2 separate regions of the Homo sapiens genome follow, and region 1 is linked to region 2. Evidence: chromatin contacts called from ENCODE Hi-C data. All regions are on one chromosome and are shown on one strand. The core of a region is the stretch at or near the end of the contact, and the rest is flanking DNA. Distances in the headings are between cores, read along the strand shown. Region 1 holds the start of LINC02930 (long intergenic non-protein coding RNA 2930). Region 2 overlaps PLPP4 (phospholipid phosphatase 4).

Region 1 (3,493 bases), core at 466-2,965, 100 kb before region 2:
CTTTTCTCTAGCCAACGATGCTGCAATAGAATTCTGACTCTCTGGGTTTCTTTTTCTTTTTTGCTCTCATTATTTCTCTGATTAAGAGAAATTTTCCTCCATTCTTCCTTCCTTCCTCTTATTTTCTTCTTTCCTTCCTCCCGCCTCCCTTTCCCTATCTCTCTCTTCCTGTTACAAAACATATACAATTTAAAAACATTGTTCAGAAACACCATCACATGCCTCCACAAGTCTCTGCAGTCTCTTTGGTAGTACTAGACCCAGATCTGGTCCTCATAAGCATTGCTTTCTTGCTCCATAAAAAGAAAATCTCAGGTCCTATTTGTCTGTGAAATCATGGTAAAAAGTTATCTTTGGGGTCTTATTTTTCCCAGAATGCCAATACTGGTCTACTGAACCTAGACCTCATCTTTCCATTTCGTGACACAACTGCTTTCTTCTGAGCACAAAATGGAGCTGAGAGTCAAGACAATTACGCGATTACATTCAGATGACAAACTTTTTGGTCTTAGCATTTGATAGAAGAAAAAATATTTTATTAACATAAAACTTGCTGATGGGTATCCAAAGCCTCCACTTCATCACACACAGTGCAGACATGGCCTTTGAGTGCACACCAAGCTTAGTAACCTCCTTGCTCACTAAACTGTGGTGCTTCTCTTTTCACAAACATAAGCTGGGATCTTAGCAATTCCCCATCTGTCCACAGGTGAATATGTTATTTGAGAGAGGAGGCAGCTGCTACAACTCTTCATGGAAAACCAACATTGTAATTGCAAAAATAATTTGCAAATGATATTTCATGTGTTGCATTATTGCTTGTGATACTGATGGTTTATTAACCTACTTTCTTCTTATTTCTATGGGAAAACACAAAGACCTCATTTTTCCCTCAGATCACGTCAAAGTTAGGATGGATTTAAATGTACATTTATTTATTTATATACAGATATTCAGATAAGTTGGACAGCCACATCCCTACATTTTCTAAAATGACATAATGGGCATCAATAACAGGGTAAAATTGTGGCTCTGAGCCATCAGACAGAAACTGACGTTGCAGCCCAGCTGTGTGTACACAAACACTCAGGCTGATGAAGGAAGGCCACGGAATTCAAACCAGCACATCTTGCTGCTTTGCATTCAGCCTGCATCACCCGGGACAGAAAAACAGTGTGCTAATGAGAGAAAAAGTTGAACAACATAGAGTTCCTCTTTACAGGTTCCTAACATTATCTGGACAAACTGAGTGTTAGAGCTGGCCCGAGGGCTGATGGTGAGCAAGGGAACCGTCCAGGAGCAAATGAAACTGTCACGAAGGAAATGCCAGGCTCAGATAGACCCCACTCAGGAGGAAGGAAACCAGTGAGAAGGGAGGAAGGGGACCCCATCTCTGTTTCAGGACTTGGACTCATGGTTACTGTCCCTTGCTAAGAGCAATGTCCATTCTGTTCAGTCACGTGGGATGCAAACTCTAAACAAACCTTGATGAAGAGGAAAAGAGAATGCATTGGCTCAAGTACCTGAAAAGCCCAGGGCAGGGCTGGTTTCGGGCTTGGCTGGATTCAGAACCCAAGTGATTTCAGGAGTTCACTCCCTCCATGTTTTGCCTCTGATTCCTCTGCCTGGGATCCACCCAGAAGCACCTTCTGCAGTAAGATTGCTGGAGCTGTCCAGGTTCCCCATTCCATCCTCACAGCAACTCTAGCCAAAAGAGAGTTTCTCTTTTTCAGTGGTTTCCATTGAAACCATAGAACTGAGTCTCAGTAGCTCTGATTGGTCAGCTGTGGGCCACATGTTCATCCCTTAACCAATCACTATGGTCAGAGAGATATGGTATTCTCATTGGCCAGGCAGGGTCACATGCTCATCTCTGAAGCTGAGGTGGGGTCAGCCCCACATTGATCACTTGAACAGGGGAAGACTGAATCGTTATCAAAGAAGAGTTGAATTCTATCAAGGGGCCAGGAGTGTAGGACAGCAAACAAAAACAGGTAACCACCTCAGGTTAAAAAACTGCCTGAAGGGAGGGGTCACGGTTTACAGATGGCAAGGAAATCCTAGATACAATGCTAAATAGTGGCTTCATTAGTCATCATCCCACTTGTATCCATGCAGGCTAACAGATTCTGTCATGGATTAGGGCTCTGCTCTTACCAGCCATCATTCTGACCATGCCCACTGTTGAGGACTATGGCTCCCAAGTTGGTCTTGCCATGAGATTTTAAAAGCATGAAATTATCAAGGACAATTAGAATGAATTTGTCTTCATCATCAGCCAGTCAGAAGTTTTGAGAACTAATAATGCTTAAAATCTATAGTGATCGCCTTTAATTATTCTTTCAGCCTGTAAGTTTTCACGTTTTCTTGGCTGACTTTTAATAATGAAACCTGCTGACTTTTAATAGTGAAACCACTGTTCTGACTCATTATTTATATCAGGTGTGTTTCCAATGTGAACTTATAAAGTGGTAGACATTTCTTGGTTATTTTATGTTTTGTTAAAAGTATCAGGGATCATTATGTCTAAGTTTGTTAATTACGTTGATACTTCTCCCAAGGGTTCCATTACTCTCAATGTCAGACAACTGGGAGAAGTTGTTCTGAAAGTCATAGACAGCAGACAAGAGCCTTTTAACTGATGTATTCATTTCTTTAAGAGGCCATGAACTGGCAGTGTCTTCTCTCTGGAATCTCTGTTAGTCATTCCTACTGACTCATAGCAATTCGCTCTCTGAGCAGAAGTTCCCATGAGAGAAGACCCCACTAGATGGTGATGTCAACTGATGGAAGAATTTTGGATGATGTTTACAAAGCAAGGAGGTCTTGTGAGTCTCACCAGCAGGCCAGTGTCAAGTGGAAGAGGCCAGGCCTGGCTGTTGGCCATAGGCTTGGCTGGAATTGGCAAAGGTGCCATTTTAACTTCCACACCCTGCTCATGGCTACCCACTCTACTCCTAACCAAGCTATTTATACCACAAATGCCTGACTACAGATATGGGGACATAAGTGAATGAGAGAGAAAAAGAACGAGAATGGGAAGCATTTTCCCACTTGTGCCATTACAACTGGTCAGGTCCCCAAGCATTCACTTGTTGTCTTCTCTGAGTCTGACAGCCACTCTATGAGTTAGATAGGGCAGGTATTGCTGCCATTTTACAGATGAGGCTTGTCCAGGATCACACAGCCATCTTGGATCCACTACCCAGTAGAGCCTGTGGAATCCATCTCAAAGGGATTAAAAGGATTGAAAATCTGCCCTGCAGATACTGATCAGTCAAGACTTTCTGCATGTTCAGGACAGCTACTGTTCTTTCCTCTCACTATTTCAAATAGCTCAGTCTCAAACTCTAGGCTGATTTGAAGCCCTTGCCTCTTCTCTCTCCCAAAGAGTCAAAAGATATAGTAGCCAGGGAGCCCTTGAACATGCTCCTCCCAACAGCAGCCCGGAGTTCATGCAAGTGAAAGGCTTTGTGAAGACATCAGCCACCCT
Region 2 (3,667 bases), core at 1,071-3,570:
ATTCTTCTCCTGGAAATGTATCTGCCATATCCTTGGGCAGCACAGTCCGTGAATCAGGATGGATAGAGACATAGTTACATGTATCATTCACCCCCTTGTACACAAACATTTTTAAATGAAAGTTGGAATTAAGAGGTGAACTTCAGAAGCCAACACATTAGGAAAACGACTTCCTCCTAGGGCAAAACACCTCTGAACTGGGTAAAGGAGGAATGAGGCGAGTAAGCACCCCACCACCTCACTTTCACTCAGCAAAGCAGACTGAATTGAAACCAGTGCATAAGCATTCCACTCTTTCGACAAAGGCCATTGGTAGCTGCAGTTCTGCTGCCCGAGCCAGGGGAGCAGATGAAGATGTACAGAGGGACGTAAGGTGGGGATGCTCCCTTGTACCTCCACACATGGGCAGAGGTGGAGGAAAAACATGAGCAAGCAAAGTCTCCCTTGGTATTGTTTTCTCTTCTGTTAATGTTTCCATGGCTAATTTTAAAAGAATCAAATCCTAGGAAATCCTAGGATGAGCCCAGGGTAGGAAGATGGGGAGTGGTCAGAGCTTATTAACTGAGACCTGAGAGAAAACAAAGAATTCCAGCCGAACACTGCTGCAGGATTCAGAGAACATATTGAACCCTTCTTGGACTTGAGTTCTGCTCACTTGTTATGAGTATGGGGCTGCTGAATGTACATACCTAGGTTACAATAACAAAGGCTAACGTGTACTGAGAACTTACTAAGGACTATAGTCTATTCTAGGCACCCCATGCAAATTAACTCATTCACTTCTCACAGCAATCCTACATGGAAAAGGCTTCTTACTTAATGCATAGGAAAATAAAGCACAGAGAGGTTCAGCAACCTGCTGGAAGTCACACAACTAATCAAGTGGTAAAATGAGGAGTTGCACCCAGACCATCTAAATTAGGCTCTGCACTTTTGACCACAATGTTAGAGCAGTTCCTACCCTAGAAAGTAAACATTAAATAAAACATAGTGCATGCTTTTTTTCCAAGTTAAAAAAGAAAGGTAAGGAGGCTTGTTTCCAGGTCATAGATAAGTCATAGAAATTTCAGTGACAGCTGTCATATCTTAAGCACCTACTACGTGTTATGGACTTTCCTCACACTTTCCAATCTTCTAACTATTCTGCTATGGAAAATATTATTCCCATTGTACAAATAACCAAACTAAAACTCAGAGAGATGAGTGAACACACAAATGCACACAGCTAGTAGGACCAAGACTCCCAGACTGGGTTGCCATGCTCCTGGGTTGGAGTCCTGAATCTCGGTGATTCCCTTAGCCCAAAAGCTTTAGTTTACAGATGGGGAAACTGAGGCTGGCAGAGATTATATATTGAACACCATCTTTAAAGTTACTAATTGTACTGCACAGTGCCCACATAAAGAGATAGTGTATGTATCATTAAGCAGGATCTGGAATGTGGCTAGTTTTGTATGTATTCCACAGGCTGGGAAGCCAGAGCTCTGTACAAAAAAAAATGTGCGGAATGGACTCAGATTGAGGAGAGGTGAGTTCAGCCCTAGCTCCTGACACTTATCCATTCTTTGTCCTTGAGCAAATCATGTAACCTCTTTGATTCTCAGTTTCCTTATCTATAAATGGGTATGACGATAATAATATCCATGGCAAGTATTATTGGCAGGATTTCAATTCACTAATAGTTATGGAATGCTGATTAGGTGCCACACACTAAGTGAAGTGCCAAAGGTCTGTCACCCCCATCTGATGCTCTCTAGAGCTTGATGGGACATGTTCTTAAAGACACCTTTCACAGATAAAGAAAGTAAGGTGCTAAGAGGGGAGGTGATCTTCCAAATTTGCATAGCTAGTGAATGGCAAAGCTGGGAGTTGACCCCTTGTAGGCCACTGTGGAGCCCAAACCAACTGCCCACCAACAGGATCCAACAGAGAGCTAGCATCCGGCAAATGCTGGTTGTTGACTAGTATTTCATTATTTTCTAGAAAAGACTGTTAAAAGGGTATCAAGATCTTGTCACCAGACACATAGGATTGATGCATTTTCAATTCAAGCCCACCTGCACCCTTAGATCTAAGTAGTGTGCACCTTTGAGTAGCAGGAGGAGGTTGGGGAGAGAAGAGGGAGCCTAACTCTCCCAGGCACCCTGACCATACCCTAAACGACAAACTAAGTTATGGAGCATCCACCCATGAATCAACACAGGAAGGGGCGTCAATCCCTGGCCAGTGCTGCACCCAGAAAGTGAGTCATCCCCACCTGCTGATGTAAGGCACCATGCACCACACTGCCGGGGCGCTTCTGGGAAACCACAAAATGTGAAGCAGTGTGTTTGATGGGGGAGGGCATGAGGATGCCAAGGACTTCTAACAACCAGAAGGGATCGAAGCCAGAGCAGCCTCGATGCGAGGGTGTTAGCCAGAGAGGAGCTTGTCACTGGGGTTTATTCACAACAGACAAAACAAAACAATGGGCCCAAAGTGCCTTCATTTCTGGCTTTTGACAGAAAGGTGTGCTGCAGGGTGATTATAAAGACAACTTTAAGACACTCAGACACTTGGAAAAGGCCCTGCTCTGGGTAAACAATTACATCCCATCACAGATAAAAGAGCTGTCTAAGACTCTTAAAAAGAGCCTAAAAATTAAATTGTCTATCATGATCCAGCCTTGTCTCTTTTTCTTCCTTCTTCCTCCCCAAAATGACTTTATTTCTGCCTTCCTTAGAAGCATCCTATCCCAGAATAGAAAACCCTGGTATCAAATCAACACAGTATCTATCAGTAATAGTCTATGAGAATGTATCTTCTGGACATATCACGGTCGAAGCAAAAAGAGAAGAGGGCAAAGAATAGGCCTTGGGTGGATTTCTTTTGGAAGCCAAGGAAAAAATTTGCAAAACCTATCATTCCTTAAACTTCTTACTGAGTCTTACCTATTCCTCAAGGCTTTTTAGTGATGCTGAACTGTTCACCTTGTGTTCATGTCTGTGCCCCTCCCTAGACTAGAAACCATATCTTATTCATCTTTCCTCATGGCAAGTGTTTCATAACCATCCACTGAATTAGCTTGTAATTAACCAATCTAAAGCTACCCCCAGTCTAGCTCTATCCCTGCCCCCTTTCTTAGCCCTTACGCATAGATACTCCAAACAAACTCCTATTGACAGGACCCACACAGGCTCACTCTCCATTTCTCTGCCTTTACACGCCTCTCCACCTAACCAATCACCAAGGAAGCATCACAGCGGAGTGCCTCCAAGTGAGAGTTTGCACTCACAGCCAGTGCTCAGATCCTGGTTCAGCCACTGACAGTTGTATAATCTCGGACAAGCTGTATAATTTCCTCAGTTTTGTTTTCTCCACTGACATGAGATTAACAAAAGTGCTGACCTCAAAGGATTCTGAAGATTAACTGAGATGTTCTTTATAAAGTGATAAGCACAGCCCCTGAATTCAAGAAATGTTTACTGTTGTTGATGATGATGATGATAATGATGATGATGATGATGATGATGATAATGATGATGATGATGAAGAACTTCCCTAGAAGTTTACCTGAGCCTCTCCTCTGGCCCTTTTCAGATTCCATTTTGTATTAGAGTACCATCCTAATGTACCAGGGATCCTGGAAGGTCCCTGAGGGTACCTCCCAAGTCTCATTGGACTTCTC

The links. A loop is a pair of places that touch in the nucleus more often than their neighbours do. Pooled maps may share reads with other maps.
Region 1: a pooled map shows a loop between it and region 2 (2.1-fold over the local background). The contact joins the promoter of LINC02930 here to the enhancer-like site in region 2. A Hi-C loop is called at or near these places in 11 of 37 single-sample maps with no recorded cell type and 4 of 50 pooled maps.

Annotation. Positions count from the first base shown.
Region 1 is chr10:120,606,804-120,610,296 of GRCh38, reverse strand. LINC02930 (long intergenic non-protein coding RNA 2930) reads right to left here and starts at 1,715. Exons shown (of 5, transcript XR_002957103.2): 1 at 1,524-1,715.
Region 2 is chr10:120,507,209-120,510,875 of GRCh38, reverse strand. All of the region lies in intron 2 of PLPP4 (phospholipid phosphatase 4), which reads right to left. Among named protein-coding and RNA genes, the nearest start is that of PLPP4, 52 kb to the right of the region's middle. Within about 2 kb of position 2,320, at least 2 of the 41 ENCODE cell types and tissues checked have a DNase peak (open chromatin) inside an H3K27ac peak, as active enhancers do.